3 separate regions of the Mus musculus genome follow, and all the other regions are linked to region 2. The links are chromatin loops, found by intact Hi-C in ENCODE. Cell type or tissue: heart. All regions are shown on one strand.

Region 1 (8,000 bases), 140 kb after region 2:
TCTAGCCAGGATTGCCCTTGCACACTCAAGTGCTGAAACGGAGCACTGCACAGACAGAATGCTGGGACCAATGGCCACCACTTGGTTCAGGTGGAGCTAGCCAACCCCGTGTGAGCTCTCCACCAGATGTGGCATGCAGCTAGCGGTGAGCCTTGATTTCAGAGGATAGTTTCTTAGAATCCTCTTTAATTTTCTGGGCTTTCTCTAATTCCTTGATATTTTGCCTATTATTTTTCCTAAAGGATTAAATAATTAGACTCATTTAACTTTTTCTTTAAAAAAATTATGTTTGTCTATGAATAATGTCAGACATAATTCACAAAGCATTTAAAAAAATCTACCGTTTTTATTTAATTATAATTTTATGTGAGTGTTCTGCCTGCATGTATGTGTTCATCACTTGCATGCCTGGTGACTGTGGAGACCAGAAGAGGGTGTCAGGTTCCTGGAACTGGACTTACAGAGGATTGCAAGCTTCTATGTGAATGCTGACAACCTAACCCAGGCTCTGCAACGGCAACAAGTGCTCTTAACAACCGGAGGCAGAGGCAGGCGGATTTCTGAGTTCAAGGCCACCCTGGTCTATAGAGTGAGTTCCAGGACAGCCAGGGCTACACAGAGAAACCTTGTCTCAAAAAACCAAAAAAAAAAAAAAAAAAAAAACAAAAAAAAAAAAAAAAAAACAAAAATAAAAACAAATAAAAACAAAACAAAACAAAACAACCGAGCCATCTGTCTGTCCAGCCGAACGTCTGACATTCTTGCCTGCACATCACAAGTGTTGAGATTATAGGCATTATAGGTGTGTGCCTCCACACCATGTATGTGGTGCTAGGATCCAACCATGGCTTTGCACATGCTAAGCAAGTACTCTGAAAACTGACCTCTAACCCCAGCCCTACACTTTAAATGTTAGCTTTATATACTGTTAGTTTATGGTGGGGGGTTTCTTTTGGCTCATGGTTTGAGGGTGCAGTCCATCACTGTGGGGAAGCGAGTCATGGGCTTCTTCAGGTAGCGGCGCTCACTGCCTCCACAGTCAGGAAACAGGAAGGATGAAAGTGAGTGCTAAACTGAATTTCTTCTATCTATTCAGTACAGCACTCCAGCTGACCGACTGGTTCTGCCCAGAGTTAAAGTGTTTTTCCACTCAGGTAACCCGACCCAGGTAACCTCTCAGACTCAGTGCCTAGAGGCTTGTCCCCTGGGTTATCTAGGTCCTACTCACAATCACAGTTAATCCCAGCCAGAGGTGGTGGTGATGGTGGGGTCTATGAGTTTAAGGCCACCCTGGTCTACACGACAGTTCCAGGGCAGCCAGGGCTACACAGAGAGACCCTTTAAAACAAACAAAACAAAACGAAATAACCAGCGCGCCGGGCGTGGTGGCGCATGTCTTTAATCCCAGCACTCGGGAGGCAGAAGCAGGCAGATTTCTGAATTCGAGGCCAGCCTGGTCTACAGGGTGAGTTCTAGGACAGCCAGGGCTATACAGAGAAACCCTGTCTCTCGAAAAAACCAAAAAAAAAAAAAAAAAAAAAAAAAAAAAAAAGAACCAGTGCAAAAGCTACCTGAGTATTTTTAGTTTAATATAATTTCCTGTGTTAGCAAAACTTGCAATTTGTGCAGAAATCCGAAATAACTTTTTTGTTTGGTTTGCTTATTTTCAGATGGGATTTCTATGTGTAATAGCCCAATCTTAGTGTTTAAATTGGGAGAGCCAGGTACTCGACACACCCTGCATCCACTAATAAATTAATAAACAAGAACAAAAGCCCAGGAGAAACCGAGGCTGGCAGGCCACGCTGTGCAGTTATACACTAACCTCAAAGCATTCATCGTGAGCTCTGTTCACCAGGGAGAATTGAGTGTCCTCTCCGGCCACTGTGGTGGCTGTGTCGCCCTCAGAGCAGGAGGCATCCACACAGGTGTGGAGGACTGGATTTTCCCCTTTTATGCTTTTCCTCCTCATTTAAAACCCTGATTGAAATGAGGAGCCCGGGTTGGGGGAAGGGGGGAAGGGGGGTGCAAAACCCTGGGTTTAGTGCCCAGTACTGCATAAGGGAGGGTATGTCTGTGTGGGTGTCTGTGTGTGTGTGTGTACACACACACATGTAAATTTAATCTGGGTATGGCGATGTCTACCTGTTATCCTTGTACTCCCAAGGCATGGAGACCCAAGAACTGGGAGATCAAGAGAAACAAACAAGCAAACAAACAAATGAATCCGGAAGCACTCCCTAAGAGCACTGGAGACTACAGACTTGTGGGGGCGGAGGGTGCTGGAGGGCAAAATTGGCCCAGTAATAAGAATTTTAAGTTTTCCCCCGCCTTCCAAGGCTTTGGTGTGCATTAAGGAAAATTTCCTTTACATTCATAACTTTAATCTACATGGAATTTGGACTCTATACAGCTTTTAGCATAGAAAAATGTGGTAGAGTTGAATTCGCAAGTTTCCCTTCTTCAAAGGCTTATGAGGCCCACGAAGATCTTCTTCTCTGGACCTTCCTGAAAGTCAAATAGCAGGCAGCCACAGATGTGAGGCCTACCTGGCTGCTTAGCCCTCCAAGGGACTAAGCGTATACAGGAATCCTCCATCAGGTTTCCAGCAAGAGGGGGCACCATGGGACGGAGAGCTTGAGGGATACTTTGTTTCTGTTATTTTGATACAGAATTACCAAACTGTTTCAGCTGGAAAAGGTTTGTGTAAGCTAGGAGACAATTTATCTGAGAGAAAATGGGGTCATTTCTCAAAGAGGGCTCGGCTGTACAGAAACTTAAACACTCAGGAAAAGTCCTAGGAGAATACTCGCAATGACAGTGAGAACCGACAAGTCCAGGCACTGAAAAAGGCGGACTATGAGAGGTGAGAAGTCTGTTTAAAGAGGGACCCAGGTAGAAGTGGGGAAGGAGGTCATCTAAGAGCCTCCTTGTAGTTCGTGGGACTGTGGTTTTGAAAGGCAAACAGGTGACAAAGGGAAGGAAAGGGGAGATGCACGTGAGGCAGCCTGTTCTAGCTTGAGGACGCTCCACGCTGATTTCCAATGATGCTATCAGTCTATGCACCCACTGGTTCAAGAGGCTTCCTGTGCCTCGGCTTGTTTTCTTGATGTAGCCATTCTGACAGCTGGGAAGAGGAATCTCAGTGTGCCTTTATTCAGCGTCTCCAGTGGTGGCTAAGGATGCTGAGCCATTTGTACTTTATCTTCTGAGAACTAGCTGTTTTTCCATTGGTCCGTTTAGTGACAGGATTGCTTGTGTGTGTGTGTGTGTGTTTAGCTTTTTTACTTATTTACATATTGACAGTAATTCTGTCAGATGCACAGCTGGCAATGGTTTCTTCCTTCCATGGACTGCCATTTACTCTTTTTCTTTACCAAAGGAGCAGCTCCCTCCCCCCTTCTGCTTTTGAGACTGGGTCTCTCTATGTAGCCCTGGCTGTCCTGGAATTCACTCCCTAGACCAGTCTGGCCTCAAAGTCATAAACCCTCCTGCCTCTGCTTCCCAAATGCTGGGATAAAGGGATGAGACTCTATGCCTGGGCTGTTTAGGAGCTTTTAAGTCCCATGCATTCCCACCTATCAATTCCTGGTATTGTTTGCTAGCAGTACCACTATATGGAAATATACCTGAACAATTCTACATCATGCCACAGAGATACTTCCACATCCATGTTTACTACAGCAGAATTCATAATAACCTAGGTTTCCATCAATAAAAAATGTATACATACACAACAAAGTTTCATTCAGCCAGAAGAATGAGTCATTTGCTATAAAAATGGATGTAGCTGGAGATTATACTAAGAAAAACAAGATGGATGCAGAAAGAAAATACATGCTTTTGTTCACTTCCTGTCTCATGCATATACACATACATGACAAAAGAAAGGAGAACTGGGCGTGGTGGCACACACCTTTAATGTCAGCATGTGGGAGGCGGGGGAATGGAGATCTTTGTGAGTTTGAAGCCAGCCTGGTCTACATAAGTCCAGAATAGCCAGAGCAACATAACAGAGAGAGCTTGTCTCAAAAATAAACAAATAAAACCAAAAGCTAAAACAAGAAGAAATTAAAAGGGAGACTTCAGGAGACAAGTGGGTGAGAGAAGGGACCAAGGAAGGAAGTAGGAGGGCTTGGCTATGGCTAAAGCACACAACTGACTTGAAATTGACTTTATAATACCCAACACTGAGTGCAATGAATATATGCCAATAAAAAGATGGAGGGGGGGGTCTAAGCAAGTTATGATTTTCTTGAATGTCTCCATTTAGCTCTTGGCCAGAGAAAACATTAATTGAGTTTGATATATGAAAAGGAGGGTCAATGTTATTGGAGTTAATGACTTTGAAAAATCCTCAAACTTGTTCAATAGTACAACTATCAAGTGTGCTGTTCTCTGCTGATGCTCTTCTTATAAGTCAGATGCACAGAGGGGATGTCAAGACACTATTACCTAACACTGAACAGACTGCAAGGGAAGAGAAGGTCCTAACGAAGCTACTAAAATACAAAAGGAGCTGGAGAGTCAGGTCCTAACACAGCAGAACATACATTTCTACGGTACGCTGGCGCCATCTTTTGGCCAAATTAAAATCCACACAAATTATAAACTACAATCATCTTTTTCTTTTGCCAGACTTTAGAAATACAATTGATTCAACATTACTAATAGGCTTAGTTGTCTTGACCTGAAAATGGCAGTATATATCTATCATCCACAACTTGGGGGGCTGAGGTGAAAGGATTGAGCTACAGAACAAGATGGCTGGGTTTTTGTTTTTCAAGGATGTTAAAGTTTGAGCAGTCTGTTGATGACTATATCTGATTTTAGTTTACTTGTGTTTGTAGAGTGTTGTCTCTGTACTTGTTAGTGTGAGTGGGTGCATGTGCACACGGGGCTGCGCGTGGGTCTTTCCCCCACAGTTCTCCATCTTTATACCTTGCTGTCCATCCCATTTTCACCACACAATGTGGTTCTAGGCGTGTCCAACGGCAGGCACGGGCTTTATATGGGCCCTGATGCTTGTATAAGTGACATGCTACCTACTAAGCCATTTCTGCAGCTCTGACTTTAAATAATCCAATTTAAGATTTCTAAAAGGATAATATAAATAGAACTGACTTTGGACAAAGACATCATACATTCCACTAGATCCAAATGGACTAGATAGGAATCCCGAACTTCTATGTCCTTATGCACTATCACAAGACTTAGTTTTTTAGACAAGAGCTAGTCAACCTCAACTCCACTGACACCTCGAGCAGTCCAGAGTAGGGTAGGAATGGAGATACTTTTATTATGACGCGCTTACCAACCTCCTTGGTCTCTACTCACTAGATGCCAGTAGCAACTTTATCATGCTCCACCCAGGCATAATTACCCCAAATATCTCCACATTATTGATCATCCACATGGTGAAGGTAGTTTTTACTGTCAATTTTGTGTTGACTGAGCTATGCGATATACTTTTATGTATACATTATTTTGCAGGATGAAACTCAAGGCCTTGTTGTGCCAAGCAAGAACTCTACTGAGCTCCATTCCCATCCCCGACTCTGGGTGTATGTCAAGGGGCGTTTGGTTTTGTTTTTGAGACAAGGTCTCCTTGGTCAGGCTGGTCTCCGTGTAAGCTGATGGATGGTCTCCCCACTTCAGCTAGCTCACTGCAACTCACTATGTCAGCCATCACGTCTGGCTTTGGCGGTGGTTATTTGGGAATTAGAGTAGCAGTAGAATTACAAGTGTGGGATAAAATAGACTGCTTTCATTTAGCCAAAGGCCTGCACAGAAATCTGGCCTTCCCTTGCCCGAGAGAGCCATCTTTTCCTAACTTTGGGCAAAAATGCAAGCATACGATCTTTCTGGGTCTGCCAGCTTTTGGACTGGAATTTGTTCAATAGCTCTTCCAGTTATGTCTTTTTTGGACTCAGAACGCAATTACATCATTTAGTTCCAGGCACTCAGCTTGCAGAGTGCAGCTCTTCATAATCCTGTCTCTATAAAGGTATGAATCAAGGTCATATTTGCTCATTTTGTTTGTTTGTGGAGATAGGGTTTTACTATAAAGCCCCAAATGGCTTAGCACTCGATAAGGAAACCTGGCTTTTCTCGAACACTCAAAGAGTTGTTCTTGTCATTGTCCCCAAGTGTCTGGATTTCAAGTGTGTACTACCACACCAGCCATAGGACAGTGTGACGTTATCTACTTGCCTATTTCTTCCTTTTCTTCTTTTTCTCTGAAGATCCTAACATACCCTAAGAAGCACTGCTGTAGATCAGGTTGCTGGGGACAGAAGAATAGAGTAAAAAGCAGAGAGTAAAAGCAAACCAAGACCCCCCTGAGAAATGACTAGAGCTTTCTTTCTGGATTAGGACAGCACTCTCTTGCCACAGGCTGTGGTTGGCAAGAATCAAGTCCATTCATACCTTTTGCATCACGCCCAATGTAAGATCAGCTGGAGAGAGCTGGGCAGTGGTGGTGCACGCCTTTGATCCTAGCACTTACTCGGGAGGCAGAGGCAGGTGGATTTCTGAGTTTGAGGCCAGCCTGGTCTACAAAGTGAGTTCCAGAACAGCCAGGACTACACAGAGAAACCCTGTCTCGAAAAACAAAAACAAAAATCAAAAAACAATAGTGGCTGGAGAAATGGCTTGGTGGTTAAGAGCATCCCATGCTCTTTCAGAGGACCCAAATTCAGTTTCCAGCCTATACACAGTGGCTCATAGCTACCTGCACTTCCATTTCTAGGTCAGACCAACCTCTCTGGCCTCCACTGGCCTCAGGAACCCATATGATGCAAATACATATGTGCAGGAAAAATACAGATATTTAAAAAAAATTTTTTTTAAAGTTACCTAGCAAAGACCACTTACCTCAACAAAGGTAACATTGACAGAAAATGCTATAAAGTAAGATCAGGTCTGCAAGCTAATATTTTGTTACATCGAATCAAGTCATATTATATCTTCATAAAACAGATGAAAGCCAGTTTCCAAACTGGGATACAAAACTCTGTAGAATATTCCTGAAGCCATTTGTAGCATACCACATGGAAGTATAACTCTACCGTGTATTACCCTACATTTGCTATGCGTGCCTGAGAGCCTGGCCATTCCCTCATTAGGCCTTTCTATTATCTAAGTTCTTAGGTTTGATTGGGGCTTAGGTTTTTTTTTTTTTTTTTTTTTTTTTTTTTGGTTTTTTGAGACAGGGTTTCTCTGTATAGCCCTGGCTGTCCTGGAACTCACTCTGCAGACCAGGCTGGCCTCGAACTCAGAAATCTGCCTGCCTCTGCCTCCCAAGTGCTGGGATTAAAGGTGTGCGCCACCACGCCCAGCTGGGGCTTAGTTTTAACCATTGGCATCTGTGCATGGGTCTGGCACGCACAAGTGCAGGTACCTCAGAGATCAGAGGAGAACTAGGTCCTCCCGGAACTAGAGTGCCAGGTAGTTATAAGCTGCCTGACAGAGGGGCTGAGAACAAATCTGAGGTTGTAGAAGAGCAGCCAGTGCTCTTAACCACTGAGCCATCTTTCCAGACTCTTGTTTTATTTTTTTAAGACTCAGTTAAGCGTGGCCTTAAACTCAATCGTACTGTATCAGCTTCCTGAATGCTGGCCGAGGGCTGTCCTCTGACCTTCTCTGTTGCAGTGACTGCAAGGAGCCGATGGCAGCTGTGCTGAAGGACAACCTAAGGAATTGGGGGAACACACACACACACACACACACACACACACACACACCAGGGTTTCATCCAATCTAGAAGGAGAGCCAGTGTGGGACACTTGCATTTAAGACATCACATTCAGGACTGTGACATACCAGATTAAAGAGAGAGCGGTTACACAAGCATGGTTGAGCATAGAAATGTTTACAGAGTTCACTCCTTGGAACATAACAACTTCTTAATGAAACGCCACAGACATATTTAGTTTAAGTACACTAAAAGACACAAGTTACATTGTAAAAATTTCCCACATGAACTATTTTTAGCACAG
Region 2 (8,000 bases):
ACGTGTGGACACTTTGCCCCTTCTTAGAATTGGGAACAAAACACCCACGGAAGGAGTTACAGAGACAAAGTTTGGAGCTGTGACGAAAGGATGGACCATCTAGTGATTGCCATATCCAGGGATCCATCCCATAATCAGCCTCCAAACCCTGACACCATTGCATACACTAGCAAGATTTTGCTGAAAGGACCCTGATATAGCTGTCTCTTGTGAGACTATGCCAGGGCCTAGCAAACACAGAAGTGGATGCTCACAGTCAGCTATTGGATGGGTCACACGGCCCCCAATGGAGGAGCTAGAGAAAGTACCCAAGGAGCTAAAGGGAACTGCAACCCTATAGGTGGAACAACAATATGAACTAACCAGTACCCCGGAGCTCTTGACTCTAGCTGCATATGTATCAAAAGATGGCCTAGTCGGCCATCACTGGAAAAAAAAGGCCCATTGGTCATGCAAACTTTATATGCCCCAGTACAGGGGAATGCCAGGGCCAAAAAGTGGGAATGGGTGGGTAGGGGAGTTGGGGGGAGGGTATGGGGGACTTTTGGGATAGCATTGGAAATGTAAATGAGGAAAATACCTAATTTAAAAAAAAAAAAAAAAGAAAGTGTCATGGGCCCTTAAAAAAAAAAAAAAAAAAAGGACAGGCTTATTGGGAAGCTGCTCTCAGTGGGTGAGTTCACTGGCCCCAAGTCGCCAGGTAGAAAAGGGGGAGTAGGGGAGGGAGAGAGAAAGAAACAGGCACGCGCAAGTGCAGAGAGAGAAGAGAAGAGGCCTGCCCACTATTTTGGTGCAGGTAGAGCAAATTAACCCACTGCCAGCTGAGAGGTGACATTTTTTTTTTTAGTTGTAGGTCAGGAAGTCATGGCAGAGAAAATGGAAAGTGAAATAAAGGCCACATGCAACAGAGCTGTCTCTGTGAGGACCCTCTGAATTTGACTAATCTGGATCTCACAGTCAGCATAAAATCTGCCGTCCATCTTCCGCCTTTGCTGTATCCCAATCTGCCGTCATAGCAGCTCATCCGTGATGGCTGTGAATGTGACCCTCACAAGCTCAACAGGAAACCATGACCACTTTCGTGTGTCTTTGCAGGCAAGGACCATTTTCCCAGCAGCTCTCCTGGAACACTTCAATGTCGCAGACAAAGAGAATGGGACAGCTCAATTAGCTTGTGTGACCAGCGCAGCACACAGGACCACAAAGCATTGTGACACGTAGCAAAGAGAGAGAGGAGGTGGCTCCAGGAAAAGAAACTAGAGAGTCAGTCCGGTCGCAGTTAGAATACTTCCTTTAGATCCAACCAGGACAGTCCCTTTAGGCTGCATTTCAACCTAAGCATGGTGGCACCAGCCTGTAATCCTGGAATTTTAGAAACAGAAGAATTGCTGCAAGTCCGAGGCCAAACTGGGCTGCATAGTGAGTTCCAATCCAGCTTGGGTCACATAAGTGAGACTCATACAAATAAGCATCCAAAATCTTCAGGTTATGTCTCACAGACAACTACAATCCCAGAACTTGAAATGTGGAGGCAGGAAGATCCGTTCAAGGCTACCAGGTATGAGCTGGGCATGGTGGCACATGCCTTTAATCCCAGGGTTTAGGAGTCAGAGATAGGCAGATCTCTGCAAGTTATGACTATAAGACCCTGTCCAAAAAAAAAAAAAAAAAAAAAGCCACATGCAAGTCTAGCCTTGGGCTACATAAATTCAAGGCCATCTTTGGCAACACAAGACCCTGTCTCAAATAATAAAAATACAAGGTATGGAGAGGTGACTTAGAGGTTAAGAACAGAGACTGTTTTTGCAGAGGACCTAAGTTGGATTCACACCACCCATATCAGGCAGCTGGAAAATTGCCTGTAACTCCAACTTCAGGGTACCTGAGGATCAAGCACCTTCTGGCCTCTTCAAGGACACTGCATGCACATGCATGCACATGCACATTCCATCCCATAGACACAGAATTAAGAGTAAAAGCAGAGGCTGAAGAGATGGTACAGCAAGTTAAAATGCTGAAGGCCAGCTCAGACACTACAGGAGCTGAGTGTGGAGTCAGCGATATGCTGATGACAATGGGTGTGACCCTGCCCCTAACACACACACACACACACACACACACACACACACACACACCCCTGCTGATAGTAGCAAGGAATCTATGGGGTCAGCACTAGTAATGCTAATGGGAGCAAAACTTAATTATCTGAGGCCAGGATTCTCAGAAACTCTGAACACTTTTAACTCTTTGGGGGATGGCAAGAAAAAAAAAGAAAGGAAGAAAGAATTCACACACTTATACACACAAAGTTAGTGGATGAAGCAAAAGAGGCTTCAACAAGCAAGCTTCAACAACTCCACACATAGCAGACAGACAGACTGACAGACACATACTCACACATTGGGTGGGTAGAGCAAAGCTCTAACCATTTTACAAACATACATACATACATACATACATACATACATACATACATACATACAGTTGGATAGAGCAAAGCTCTAACAAGCAAGCTCTAAAGTTTTTTTTTTTCCCCTTTAGTCCTTTTATATTCTCTAAGACAAAGTTCTCCACGAAGAATTACCTCATTCAGAAACAAAATTGTTACATAAGAGGAAGTTACAGCACGATTCTTGGTTACATAAGACTTATTTATTTTATGTGAGCACCCTGTAGCTGTCTTCAGACACACACCAGAAGAGGGCATTGGATCCCATTACAGATGGTTGTGAGCCACCATGTGGTTGCTGGGAATTAAACTGATTACATGTTTTTCCATTAAAACTGCTAACTAAACATTTTTTAATCTTTTATTCTACGAGTTCATTGTAAGTCCAGGGCAGTACTTTTATCTATTTTTTTTTATTCCATAAACTCATTAAAAGCAATAGTTTTAGCTATCTTCTACTTTACAAATTCATTGTAAGTTCAAAGCAATAGTTCTAAAAGTCATTAAATTAACAAAGTTTTTACCAATAAACAGGCCATCTATCTTATGTCTTATTTTTTAACTCTAGCTAATTATCCATTTTATGTTGTTACACTCATATTAGAATTACCCACTCCTTACTTTACTTACCATGGTGTGCACTGAGACTTATGGCCTCGTCCCTGGGGGAGTACAGCAAGGACAAACAGGAGAAGGCACAGCAGGAGCAAGAAGCAGTCATGGGACAAGGTACACCCATCCCAGCCATGCCAAATGGTGGGTCATCTCCAGGAAGCTCACTTGCCCACTGGAGCTCTTCCTGCATGGTGTCTGCCATTAAGAGAATGCACTGCTCTTTCAGAGAGCCCACGTTTGGTCCCTAGCACCCACACAGTAGCTCACAACGTTACCTATCACTCCAGTCCCAAGGGATCCAATACTCTCTTCTGATTTCCTTTGGCATTGCATGCACCTCATGCAAATGCATACACGCAGGCACCCACATATACACATAGAGTAAATAAATGACTTAAGATAAACACACGCACAGCTGGTGAGGTAGAGGTACACGGATCTCTGTGAGTTAGAGGCCAGTTGGTCTACATAGCCAATTCCCAGGCCATCCTAGGCTACATACTAGATGGCTCAGAGGTTGTGAGCACTGGCTGCTCCTGCAGAAGACAAGGGTTCAGTTCCCAGCACCCACATAGCAGTTCCCAGCTGCTTGTAAGTCCAGGTCCAGGGGACTCAACACTTTCTGGCCTCCACAGGCACCAGGCACACAACACGGAACACTCACAAATATATAGACACTCACATATACACGTAAAATAAAAATAAGAATTTTTTAAAAGTAATAAGCTGCGCATGGTGGCACAGCCTGTAATGCCAGCCCTTGGAAGGAAAACAATCTCTGTGAGTTTAAAGCCAGCTTGCAGAGCTGAGTACACGTACAGCTTAGGGGAACCTTGCACACGGAGCACATGCAGAGTTGTAGCCAGCACTGCAAGGTTCTGGAAAACTTCCCAGCATTTAGAGTCAGACCCCAGTCTGGCTGATCTGAGAGAAAATGCGAAGCCGCCAGGAGCCAAGACAGGGAAATCACCTGCCTGCTGCGACAGAGACCAACAGGCACGCAACTCTGCCCCGCCCAACACCCCGCCCGGGCAGCGCCCTGACACCACCCCCACACCCTGATTGGCTGGAATCCAGGCACGTTTTGTTGCCAGGTCTTCGATGGACACAAGAGCAGTCCGCCTGCGCAGGCTCAAGTCGGGTAAAACTGGCTTTGCCGCACTGTTGGGATCTTCAGGACCTCAAGTTTTGTAGCAACCCGAAAGCAAATTCTGAGCAGGAAGGTGGCCTTAGCCTAGATGGCCATTTGAGTTTTCTGACCCGCAGGCAAGGACATTGGGTAGGGTCCCTCCATGTGGAAGGGAACACTTAGAGTTGAAGGCCAGCGGACAGTGAAGGAGGAGAATTTTGGGAAACCCCTGGCTGTAAAACCTAACGACTCCTACGATGACCGCCAAAGAACAGAAGCAGAATACAATGTCTCAGGGCTGTGCCTTCTAGCTCAGGTGCTTCTGGTACCACAAGATCCTGTAATTACAGAAAGTGTTTTGTCAGAGTAATTGAAGCTGCCCACAACCCCATCATTAGAACTCAGAGATCCAAGTCACATTTATTATCTTGAGATAATGTTAAGATTCTAAGCAGCTCCAGCCTTGAAGCAAGCTGTTCGTTCAGCAATGATCCAGAGCTTTTTGTACCTCTGTCTCCCTCTGCTGTTTGATTCGGGACACTGCAGTCCTCTGTGATTCTTTTATTCGCGAGGAAGGGCTGACTGTGGAAAGACCTAAGGCTTCTGTGCTTTGGAGCCAGCTTTCTGTCTTTTGTTTGGGTTGTAGCTGGCAGCATGTGTACTGATCTCAGGCAGCCTGCAGCGCAAGCAGTCAGGAGACCTGGTCTGGCTGTCCTGTGTCCTGTGTAGACAAGGAGGATGTGGGGAAGCGAACACAGAAAGGCTCCTTTGGGCATAGATACCCACATCAGCTCACTGTCTCTGCAAAACAAAACAAAACAAAACAAAACAAAACAAAACAAAACAAAACAAAACAAAAACAAAAAACAAAAAAACTACCGTACAGGCAGTTGCACTCCAGGGTCCCCTGTCCATCTCTAGGCTGAGTGAATCCGACCCTGGCGCTGCCCAAGTCCCAGCTCTGGGCTGGGGTGCTGCCCCTGGCTGTAGCTGTCTGCCTGGGGCTTGAGGACGGAGCCTCTCTGGAGCTCTCTGTAGTCGCCTCATACAGAGTCAACAATCCACACACTGCTGCAGCCTTAGATGGATGCCCCAGCCATTTATTCGGGGGTGGGGGTCGGGGCAATGGACTTTTCTCTCAGGTTAGTCAGTAAATGCTGCATAAGACGATATGCAGTGAGCTTTCATAATTACACTAAAGAAAGATATAGGCTTGGGACAACTTTGTGTTCAAGGAAACCTTCAGTTCCAAGGATGAAGCCACAGGTGTGCACACGATAAGGCAAGCCCATGTAAAACCTGTTGTTGGAACTTAGAATGAGCTTAGAGAAGGAAACACTGCTTTGAACTTGTTCTTCATACCTTTCTGAAACTCCCTTTTTATGGAACATTTTATCTATAAAGTAATTCTTTCTTACATAGAGAACTTTTTGTCTAAAACGCTATAAAAAGGCTGATAGCAATAAAGAAAGGTGGTGTAGCTGTTTTCCACTTCACCCAAAGTGTGTGTGTGTGTGTGTGTGTGTGTGTGTGTGTGTTCTCTGTGTGAGTGACTTCTTTCCCTTTTCTCTTTTCTTTCCTTTCCTTTCCTTTCCTTTCCTTTCCTTTCCTTTCCTTTCCTTTCCTTTTTTCTTTTTTCTTTTCTTTTCTTTCTGGTTCAAAAAGTGTTAACGAGCTCTGAGCCTCTCAGAGGCTTCTAGCTGACTTGCCCGAGAAAGGAGCAGCAGCAAGAAATCCTTTTTGTAATTTCCCGGTGTTTATTTAAGCATTAAGAGTCAAGTTTGTTTGTTTGTTTGTTTTGGGGTTTTTTTTTTGGTTTTGTTTTTTGGTTTTTTGGTTTGTTTGTTTTTTTGTTTTTGTTTTTGTTTTTGTTTTTTTAGTGCTTGTGGAAGGCACAGAATAATAACAAAGAGTTAAGATTCCCCCAGAGTTTATTTAAGCACAAAGTGTTAAGTTTCCCCAGTGCTTCTTTAAGCACAGAGAGTTGAAGAGAAAAGAAGCCAGCAGTTTTCAGCCACAGAATAAGTACGAGAGTGTTAAGTTTCCAGAAGCCGTCAGCTTCCAGCCCCCAGCAGTCAGGGAGAATGACAAGGCTGGAGGCCGTCAGTCTTTGGGCTTCTATCAACTCTTCCACCTCAGCTCCAAACTCCAAAGGCCAGGCCGGGCCCAGGCACCAAAGAGGGTCGTTTATCCAATAAACCACTCATTCAAGACACGGGCTATCGACTACAATTATAAATAGTACAGCTAATTATATGTTTATGGTGCATATCCTGCTTGAATGCAGTCAGTAAAAGCAATTAGATAAGTGTCATATATCTCAAGTGACAATACAGACTAAGCCAGAAATAATAGAAAGATCATCCCAAAGTGGAGTAAACTCCAAGCACAGGAGAGAAGAGATTTTTTAGTTGAAATGTTGCAATTTTATTCACAATGTAGCTATTTTCTGGGTGCTGTAGGAAACAGCTGTGTATAACTTCTTAACCGCATATAGAGGTAGATCTTGCTCACTTGGCCTGACCAGGCTCACAGTGAGAAGCCATCTTTGATCTTTTAGAAATTTCATAAATTTGGACGACAAGCTTCAGCCGATTAATGACATCCTTGTCTGCTGTTTTCATGTTAAATCCCAGCATCTTCATGATGGCTTCCCGGAAGTCAGCAAGCTGAAAAGAACCACCACACAGATCAGTATGCGACTGCTGAGCCGCCCACTCATCTTGTACGATGCAATTGGTATACTCTGCAATTTAGCTTTATGAAAATTTCCTTAATGCAATATGTCTAAGGTAGTAAAGGGTCCTGCTGTGCAGCTAAGCTAGCCTTGAACCCACCTTCTTCCTCCCAGTCTCCCAAGCACTGCAATTACAACCTGGCTTCACGCCATGTGGTATTTTCAAGGTAGAAAAATCCTTTCTATTTACAAGAATTCTTTAAAATTTCCTGTGCATTTTTATCTCTTTTTCTCATTTTTCCCAATTTTATTACTACTTATTATATTTTGCTCATAATGTAATTACTTTCTTTTACATTTATTTGTACATACATACATGCATGTGGAGGTCAGAGGCCATCATATTTATTTATTTATTTATTTATTGTATTGTATTGTATTTGAGTACAATGTAGCTGTCTTCAGACACACCAGAAGAGGGCATCAGATTCCATTACAGATGGTTGTGAGCCACCATGTGGTTGCTGGGAATTGAACTCAGGACCTCTGCAAGACCAGTCAGTGCTCTTAACCACAGAGCCATCTCTCCAGCCCCCAGAGGGCATCTTTCAGAAGTCAGTTCTCTCCTTCTACCATGTGTCTTCCCAGGATTGAACACAGGCTGGCAGGGTTAATAGCAAGCAAGCATCTTTACCCACTGAGCCATCTTGGCAGCATGTTTTTGTAGCCATACTTTTTGTGTTCTGTTACTCAGCTTAGCCTTATAATTCCTGGGCTGGAGGGACTCATGAGCCTCAGTCTCCCAAACTGGGGACTGTCAGCATGTGCTACTGGGTTAACAAACTGCCTTTTGAGCTACTAATTTGTTTAATGATAATGGCCTTCCTCAATGCATATTTCTCAATCCATTCAAGGCCAAAGAGATCAACAAGGACAGCAAATAAGAAAACAGCCGCAAAGCTAACAGAAAACTACAGCTTTCACCATGCCCGTGAGGGGGGATATGGATATCCCAAGCCAGCAGAGGCAGCACCAGAGGGCCATAAACTCGATTTCCACTGGTGTAGAACACAGTCACAATGCCAAGAACAAGTCTGAGCCCCGCAGGATCAGCACACTGACCTGTGGGG
Region 3 (8,000 bases), 410 kb before region 2:
ACCAACCAAACAAAAGATTCCCTTATGCAAAACACAACAACAACCCACTCACATTTTAACCAGAAATGTAGTAGGGAGAGAAAGGCAGACGGGAGCAGGATATTGTCCCTGGACCACATGAGTTCAGTGGATGCCAGCTTAACCCACAAGCGATGGACAGACCCTAGAACTCCAAGTCTGCAGCGCACATGGAGTTACCAGTGTTGTAGGGTATTCACCGGAGACAACTGCTTGGACATGGGCTTAAGACAATAGAAAGTGTATGACTTGGCCAACAACTACACTGAACATTCAGCATCCTATTGTCACGCTGAGCCTTTCTCAGCATCAGCTTGCAAGCAAGCAAGCAAGCAAGCAAGCAAGCAAGCAAGCAAGCAAGCAGTCAAACAAACAAAAATAAAAATTAAACAAACAAAAAAACCCCACTACCACCAACAACAGCAAAAACCCATGTCCTGGGCTGACGTGCTTCCGGCAACAATAACAGTTAGCCTGAACTGGGGCTACAGAAGCCAAAAAGCAAGGTTAGTACATTTAGAAACGTTCCCACAACTATGGTAGGTGGTACCTTCTACATGCCGAGTTTTATAGCCTAAATGGCACTTGCATCATGGAGTCCGGAGTGATAACTGGGGGCATGCTAAGGTCTGGGACCCTGTTATATGTAGGAAAAAATATTTATTAAGGGATATTTAAAATTATTTTTAAAATTATTTATTTGTATTTATGTTTTTATGGGTGCAAATGCTGTGCCTACTTGTATGTATGTATGTATGTATGCATGTATGTATGTATGTGTGCTGTGTGTGTGCCTGGGGCACACAGAAGTCAGAAGAATGTCTCTGATCTCCTGGAACTGGAGTTATGGATTGCTGTGAGCTACCACACAGGTGCTTGGAATTCAACCTGGGTCCTTTATGGGAGCAACAGGAGCTTTTAACTGCTGAGCTATCTCTCTAGCCTTGAGGGACAATTCTTAAAACATACGTTTCAGTGAAGCACCCTCTGTACAATCTGGGGTGACCAATGTTTTGCAGTTGGGGCATTCAACTTTCTACATAGCAATATGGTGTTGTCATTAACAAATGTGTCGGGCCAAATTCATAGTTATTCTGCGATGTATATGGCTAATGAATGGGCTGCAGACTGGACACCTATGCTAGGTGTTATTCAGTGTTACACTAGAAAAAAAGAGAAGAGGGCACCAGATCCCATTACAGATGGTTGTGAGCTGACATGTGGCTGCTGGGAATTGAACTTAGGAACTCTAGAAGAGCAGTCAATGCTCTTAACCGCTGAGCCATCTCTCCAGCCCAAAGTAATGCTCTCTAGCCTTGGGATCTTCTGTCTCTGTTTCTCTTTTTCTCTTTTTCTATCTCTGTCTGTCTGTCTGTCTGTCTGTCTGTCTCTGTTTCTCTCTGTGTCCGTCCTCTCTAACAGGAAATGCCTTCCTGTACTCTCAGCACTCAGCAGGAGGAAGATCAGGAGGAAGAGAACAGCGGGTGCTACATGAGACCCTGTCTGAAGAATGACAAACCAGGGCTGGAGTGTGGCTCCTTTGGTGATGTGCTTGCCCAGGGTGCATGAGCCCCCCCCCTTCTGGGGGGGGGGAGCGTTCCAGCCCCAGCATTTCTGGACAGGAGTCTTCTTTAGCTATTCAGGTTTTTTCAGATATTGGAACCAGCCGTTCTTCTATGGACTTCTGAGCAAGACTAAGCTTGAAAGAAAACAAAGAACCATTTAGCATTCACTCCAGTGGGTTTGCTTATTTGTTTGATCTACATTAGTGCACTGGACTCTTCTCCCTCTGGCTTCTATTTACCTAGGACTCTGCTGTGATCTCCTCACATTGTGAACTCAACCCAGTGCTCTAGTAGATATTATTTTAGTATTATGCTAAGAGTGTTTCGGAAGTCTGATTACAGTCCATCCATTGTGTGAATGATCGCTATTAAAACCCTTTCTCAATATTGATGGCAAACACCTGTAATCCCAGAGTTCTGGAGGTTGAGGGACAAGTGCCATGAATTCAAGGCTATATAGTAAGTGCCAGATCAGATATAGCTATGGTGTAAGACCTGCCTCCACAATGAAAAATAATAATAAATCACCCCAAATGCACCACACAGAGAACAAGTTTTATCACTTGTCTAAGTGGGTGCCAGGTTTCACCTTGCAGCTGGCTGAACAACTCCACCTACAGCCCAAGATCTGTGGCATATACAGTAGCTGGGAGCATTTCTAGTGTAAGTTTAGATACTTTTCCTTCTGTAGCATTGGCTTGTTGTCTTAGTCAGGGTTTCTACTCCTGCACAAACATCATGACTGAGAAGCAGTTGGTGAGGAAAGGGTTTATTCAGCTTACATTTCCACATTGTTGTTCATCACTGAAGGAAGTCAGGAATGGAACTCACACAGGGCAGGAAGCAGGAGCTGATGCAGAGGCCATGGAGGTATGTTCTTTACTGGCTTGCCTCCCCTGGCTTGCTCAGCCTGCTCTCTTATAGAACCCAAGACTACCAGCCCAGAGATGGTCCCACCCACAATGGGTCCTCCACCCTTGATCACTAGTTGGGAAAATGCCTTACAGCTGGATCTCATGGAGGCATTTCCTCAACTGAAGCTTTCTCTGTGATAACTCCAGCCTGTGTCAAGTTGACAGAAAACCAGCCAGTACAATTGACCCCTTGTCAACTTGACACACAAACACATCACTAGTTAGCCTCAACCCTTAGTTACTTATTCAGCCCCAAGATCTAAATAACTTTAAAAGTCCTACAGTCTTTACATATTCTTAAATTTTCAATCTCCTTAAAATATCCAATCTCTTTTAAAATTCAAAGTCTCTTAACTGTGGGCTCCACTAAAATACTTTCTTCCTTCAAGAGGGAAAAATATCAGGGCACAGTCACAATCAAAAGCAAAAATTAAACTCCAACTGTCCAATGTCTGGGATTCAATTCATGATCTTTTGGGCTCCTCCAAGGGCTTGGGTCACTTCTCCAGTCCTGTCCTTTGTAGCACACAGCTTGTCTTTTAGGGTCCAGATGCCTGTACTCCACTGTTGCTGCTGTTCTTGGTGGTCATCTCATGGTACTGGAATCTCCAAAACACTGCGTCTTCCACTGTAACTTGGCTTCAACAATAGCCTCTCATAGGCTCTCTTCATGGTGCCAAGTCTCAACTCCTTTACATGACCCCTTCAGTCCTGGGCCATCAGTTGCAATTGAGGCTGCACCTTCACCAATGGCCTTCCATGGCCTCTCACAGTGCCGAGCCTCAGCTGCTCTGCATGACACCCTTCAGGCCTTCAAAACCAGTACCACCTGGGTGACACTTACACATTACCAAGTCCAGCCACAGCACAAGGTACAACCTTGGCCATCTCTGGAACACAGCCTCTGTGCTCTCAGAAAACACTTCCCAGAAGATTTCACCTCAATGATGCTGGTCTCTTCTTAATCACCGCTAATTTCTTAGCTCCAGCTAACCAGCATCAATAGTCCCAGTAATGCAAACTTTTCACTTTAGTAGTTCTAGTATTTTGTTAATCACAGCTGATTTTTCAGCCCCAGCTAACCAGAACCACAGAATCTTCACAATCAAAATACCAATGGCCCTGAAAAGAGTCTTTAATCTTCCCTTTGAAATTTCACAAGTCAGGCCTCGATCTTCTGCACTGTTCTCAACATTATCTTCCAAGCTCCTACACAACATCCCACAGAGCTCTTAAAACCAAATGGATCTTTTAGCTTAAAGTTCCAAAGTCCTTCCACAGTCCTCCCCAAAACATGGTCAGGTTGTCACAGGAATACGCCACTTATTATACCAGTTTGTCTTAATCAGGGTTTCTATTCCTGCACAAACATCATGACCAAGAAGCAGTTGGGGAGGAAAAGATTTATCCAGCGTACACGTCTACATTGCTGTTCATCACTGAAGGAAGTCAGGACTGGAACTCACACAGGGCAGGAAGCAGGAGCTGATGCAGGGGCCATGGAGGGATGTTACTTACTGGCTTGCTTCCCCTGGCTTGCTCAGCCTGCTCTCTTATAGAACCCAAGACTACCAGCCCAGAGATGGTCCCACCCACAAGGGGCCTTTCCCCCCTTGATCACTAGATGAGAAAATGCCTTATAGCTGGATCTCGTGGAGGCATTTCCTCAACTGAAGCTCCTTTCTCTGTGATAACTCCAGCTGTGTCAAGTTGACACAAAACCAGCCAGTACTCTTGTATTTAAGAAAAACAAATTTATTAAGGGTCACATTTTTTTCCCTAATTGACAAATAGAAAATTTTGATGTTGTTTGGTAGCATACTCAACTATCTTCTCCACTAGATGTCACTGTTGCACTTTAAAAACGAATATGCTACACTTGCATTAAGAAAGTAACATTATTTAGCCCATGGACAGGGACTCCTGTCCTCCCTCCCTTTCTCCATCTTTCTCTCCCTCCTGACAGGAAGCACTCATCAGCGGGATGGGACATGGTGGTGTTTGCCCCAGTTTCATTACCCCAGGAGGAAGTAGAAAGATTTAGAGTTTGAGGCCTGGCTGAACCATGTGAGATACTGTTTGGGGAAAAACCAAACCAAACCAAACCAAACAAAAAACACCAACAATCAAAAATAGGAAAGAGAAGGAAGGGGGAGGAGAAAGATGAGGGGAAAAAGGAAATTGAAAGATGAGAAGGAGGAGGAGAAATAGGGGAGGAGGGAGGGAAGGAGGGATGGGAGAGGGAGGGAATACTACTAAGACCCAGACACAATGGAGCACTCAGCACTCAGGTGGCAGAGACAGGGGCATTAAGAAAGTAACATTATTTAGCCCATGGACAGGGACTCCTGTCCTCCCTCCCTTTCTCCATCTTTCTCTCCCTCCTGACAGGAAGCACTCATCAGCGGGATGGGACATGGTGGTGTTTGCCCCAGTTTCATTACCCCAGGAGGAAGTAGAAAGATTTATGAGTTCAAAGCTAACCAAGGCTGCATGGTGAGACCTTGTCTCAAAAAAGGGAAAGAAACCTCATCAGGGGTTCTTATCAGTAGGCAAGTATTCAAAAGGGACGGGGTAAGATTTTGTTGCACAGTTTTGTGTGTCCAGATGATAAAGAAAAATCCAAAGTCTATTAAAGAACGGCTGAAACAGGGACAAGCAATGGACCCTAAAGAATTAGAATTGTCCTAGGAATCCCATACCAGAGCTGAGAATGGGATGAACTCTGCCCCCAGGATGAGATTCAGACAGCCAAGTCATCATGCCCACCGTCCCCAGCTGAATCTAGTCCTTGGGCCTCTGGTTCCTTTTGTTTCTTTCAGAAAGACTAAGAGTATGAGGGCTTAGCTCTCCAGTTCTGCCTAAAGTATAAATAAGCCCAGATTCTTTTAGTGGTTTTCAATCTCTTTTTAAAATACAGAGACCATAAAATAGAGGCTCATAGACCTAAGTGACTGGCAAGGCGGCTGGTCTGTCTACTAAAGCATGATGACTTTAACGTTAGGCCTTTATTTTCTCCTCTTCTTCCTCCTCTTCTTCTTTTTAATTACTTGATTCTAGGACTCGGTCTCATAAAGAAGTTCCTTTTTGGTGAATCGTTTTGAGGTGAGGCAAAATGGCAGGGAAAGAAAGGACACGAAGAGGGTAGGGAGACCCCCAAACTCTAGAGTCTGGGTGAAGCCTCCCACTTGAGAATCAAGGTTACCAGCCCAACTAACCTTTGCTGTGAAGGTTGCAGGTAAAAACAATTTCTTTTTTCCTTTCTTTTTCTTTCTTTCTTTTTCTTTTTTCTTTTTTAACACAATTTCTTTTATGTAGAAGCACTTCAAGAAAGCATGTTCAAGAACAACAAGCCAGTTAGAAGGTATGATTCTGGGTAGCATGACACCCTTCTCCCAGGCGCTCACAGCAGAGCTACTGACTTAGTTTGCAGTGAGGATACCCTATTTTCCTGTCTCCACATCTACAGTTTTTTTGCCTTATGACTTTGTTAGCCTGTCTGGTTGCCCTCAGGAGCTAGCCTGGGATCTCATTTAAACTCCTTAGCAATCCTTTGAAGATAAGTCCAGAATGCACCTAAGCCCTATCTATGGCTAAAGAAAACAGAGTTAAGTGAGTTTAGGCGTTCCTTTGTGGAGTTGAGCAACTTCAGGCTTCAGCAGAAATGTAAGTTATTAATGTCTTTAAATCTCTTCTCTCTTCCTCCCGCCCCTCTGTGTGCATGTTCTCTGTGTGTATGTTCATGTGTGTATGCTGGTGCCATAATCCTATGAGGTAAGTGTGGTGGTCAGATGACAACCTCAGGTGTCAGTCTTAATCTTTTACCTTGTTTGGGACAAGGTTTCTTGTCCATTGCTGGGCATTCCAAGCTAGCTGGCCCAAGAGCTTCCAGGAATCTCCTGCCTGCCTCCCACCTTACTGTAGGAGCTCCGGGATTACAAACATATCCTACTGTCTCTGGCTTTACAGGGGATCCAGGCTCAGGCTTCATGTTATGCAGCGAGTTCATTACCCACCAAGCCATCTCTCCAACCTTTAATAAACTTCCCATGTTCCAGACTGGCTTTTCCTGAAACTCCTTTCTGTGGTGAATCCAAGGATCCAGCTTTACCTGAGTTGCTGAAGGCTTAAAGGAATTCCTAACACTGCTTGCTGTATGTAAGGGCAGGAAGCAGTGTGCGGCGTCTCCCACCCCTCTCACCACCATGCACACACACCTGACAGTTTGACTCTGCGGCCTGTTTGGTTTACAGCCCAGGGCCAGCCTTCTGTTGCTGAAGGTGGTTAGAAAATGCCTCATCTTCTTTCCTTTATTTGTTGACCCGAGTTGTGATGCAGTTGATCAAAACGTCAAGTACAGTAAAGTTCAATGTTAAAATAATTAGATAAAAAATTCTTTATTTAAATAACTGCAAAGACAAGAACTTAATTTCCTTTTGCTATACTAACAAAATGGGGGTAGGGGTAGGAGTCCTAGAATATTCTGAGCTGTTATATTTTTTTTCCCTTCTTCCTGAAGTTAGGTTGAAACCTAACAGACTTGAGCACAGTGGGATTCTGGCAGATTCAGTGCTTCTCAGGTAAGGTGCAAGTGCCCCACAGGATTGCCCAGCTGACATCAGCCTGCCAATGGTAACCCAAGCAGACAGGCGAACAACAGGCCCTCACACGAGAGAAAGGGAAACAGAAGCTCCCGGTGTGTGGGTGTGCACTGACTTGCGTCATGGGGCTCATCAACACTTTGAAGAAAAAAGATGTTTTTAAAAAATCTCCATCTGTCTAGAAATTGAGGGGGGAAAAAGCCTACTGAATCTTATATAGGGAAAGAAAATACCATGAAATGTTTAAACTATCCTGAATAAACTATGTCAAAATATAAAATAGTTCTGAGGGACTAAAATGCAACATTAAAATCGAAAGGGATTTTTGTTGTTGTTTGTTTGTTTGTTTCTGAGACAGAGTGTCTCGGGTTTCCCCGGCTGGACACCTTTCTGTAGACCAGGCTGGCCTCAAGAACTCACAGAGATCTCAGGTGTGTGCCACCACCACCCAGATTGAAATTTTGTTTGTTTGCTTGGTTTGTTCTTGTTTTTTGTTTGTTTGTTTGTTTGTTTTGTTTTTGTTTTTTTTTTAAGATTCCGCATCAATAGCCTACATTTTTGTCCTTTTGAGACAGGATAGCACCAATTCATAGAGACCCACCTGCCTCTGTCTCCCGAGTGCGGGATTAAAGGTGTGCGCCACTGCGTGTGCTTGGTTTACAAACCGCTTTCAAACAGGATTTTGGTTTCTTTGAAAAAACACAGAACTATTCTGTGACTATGTTTTTGTTTAATGTGAGGCTGCCGCAGATTGTCCACTTGTGCTCCAACAGGGGTGGGATTTTGCCAGCTGCAGAGAGGTTCTGTGATGGTGTGACGCTTGGAATTCTGGGGACTTTTCAGAGTGTATATAAGCCAGGCTGGAGAATTGGCTCAGCAGTTAAGAGCACTGACTGCTCTTC

The links. Hi-C counts contacts between places; a loop is a spot of excess contacts. Peaks named below come from ENCODE experiments on the same cell type or tissue, not always from the same donor. Only the 100,000 strongest peaks of a DNase experiment are listed, where the experiment ranks them.
Region 1: it touches region 2 in a loop (4-fold over the local background); 21 of 42 quality-filtered maps call a loop at or near these places.
Region 3: it touches region 2 in a loop (6-fold over the local background); 33 of 42 quality-filtered maps call a loop at or near these places.

The regions. Positions count from the first base shown.
Region 1 is chr12:76,336,736-76,344,735 of GRCm38, forward strand. No RefSeq gene overlaps it. Among named protein-coding and RNA genes, the nearest start is that of Akap5, 16 kb to the left of the region's middle. In heart, a CTCF peak has its summit at 4,581 (motif pointing left); no DNase peak of the experiment used is centred here.
Region 2 is chr12:76,192,090-76,200,089 of GRCm38, forward strand. Tex21 (testis expressed gene 21) reads right to left here. Exons shown (of 10, transcript NM_019784.5): 10 at 6,598-6,862. The coding sequence ends at 6,704. Among named protein-coding and RNA genes, the nearest start is that of Esr2, 19 kb to the left of the region's middle. In heart, no CTCF peak of the experiment used is centred here; DNase peaks (open chromatin) are centred at 4,132 and 4,762; H3K4me3 peaks cover 1,377 bases; H3K27ac peaks cover 544 bases; H3K27me3 peaks cover 565 bases.
Region 3 is chr12:75,782,513-75,790,512 of GRCm38, forward strand. The region is part of intron 2 of Gm40447; the gene reads right to left. Among named protein-coding and RNA genes, the nearest start is that of Syne2, 32 kb to the right of the region's middle. In heart, a CTCF peak has its summit at 4,312 (motif pointing right); no DNase peak of the experiment used is centred here.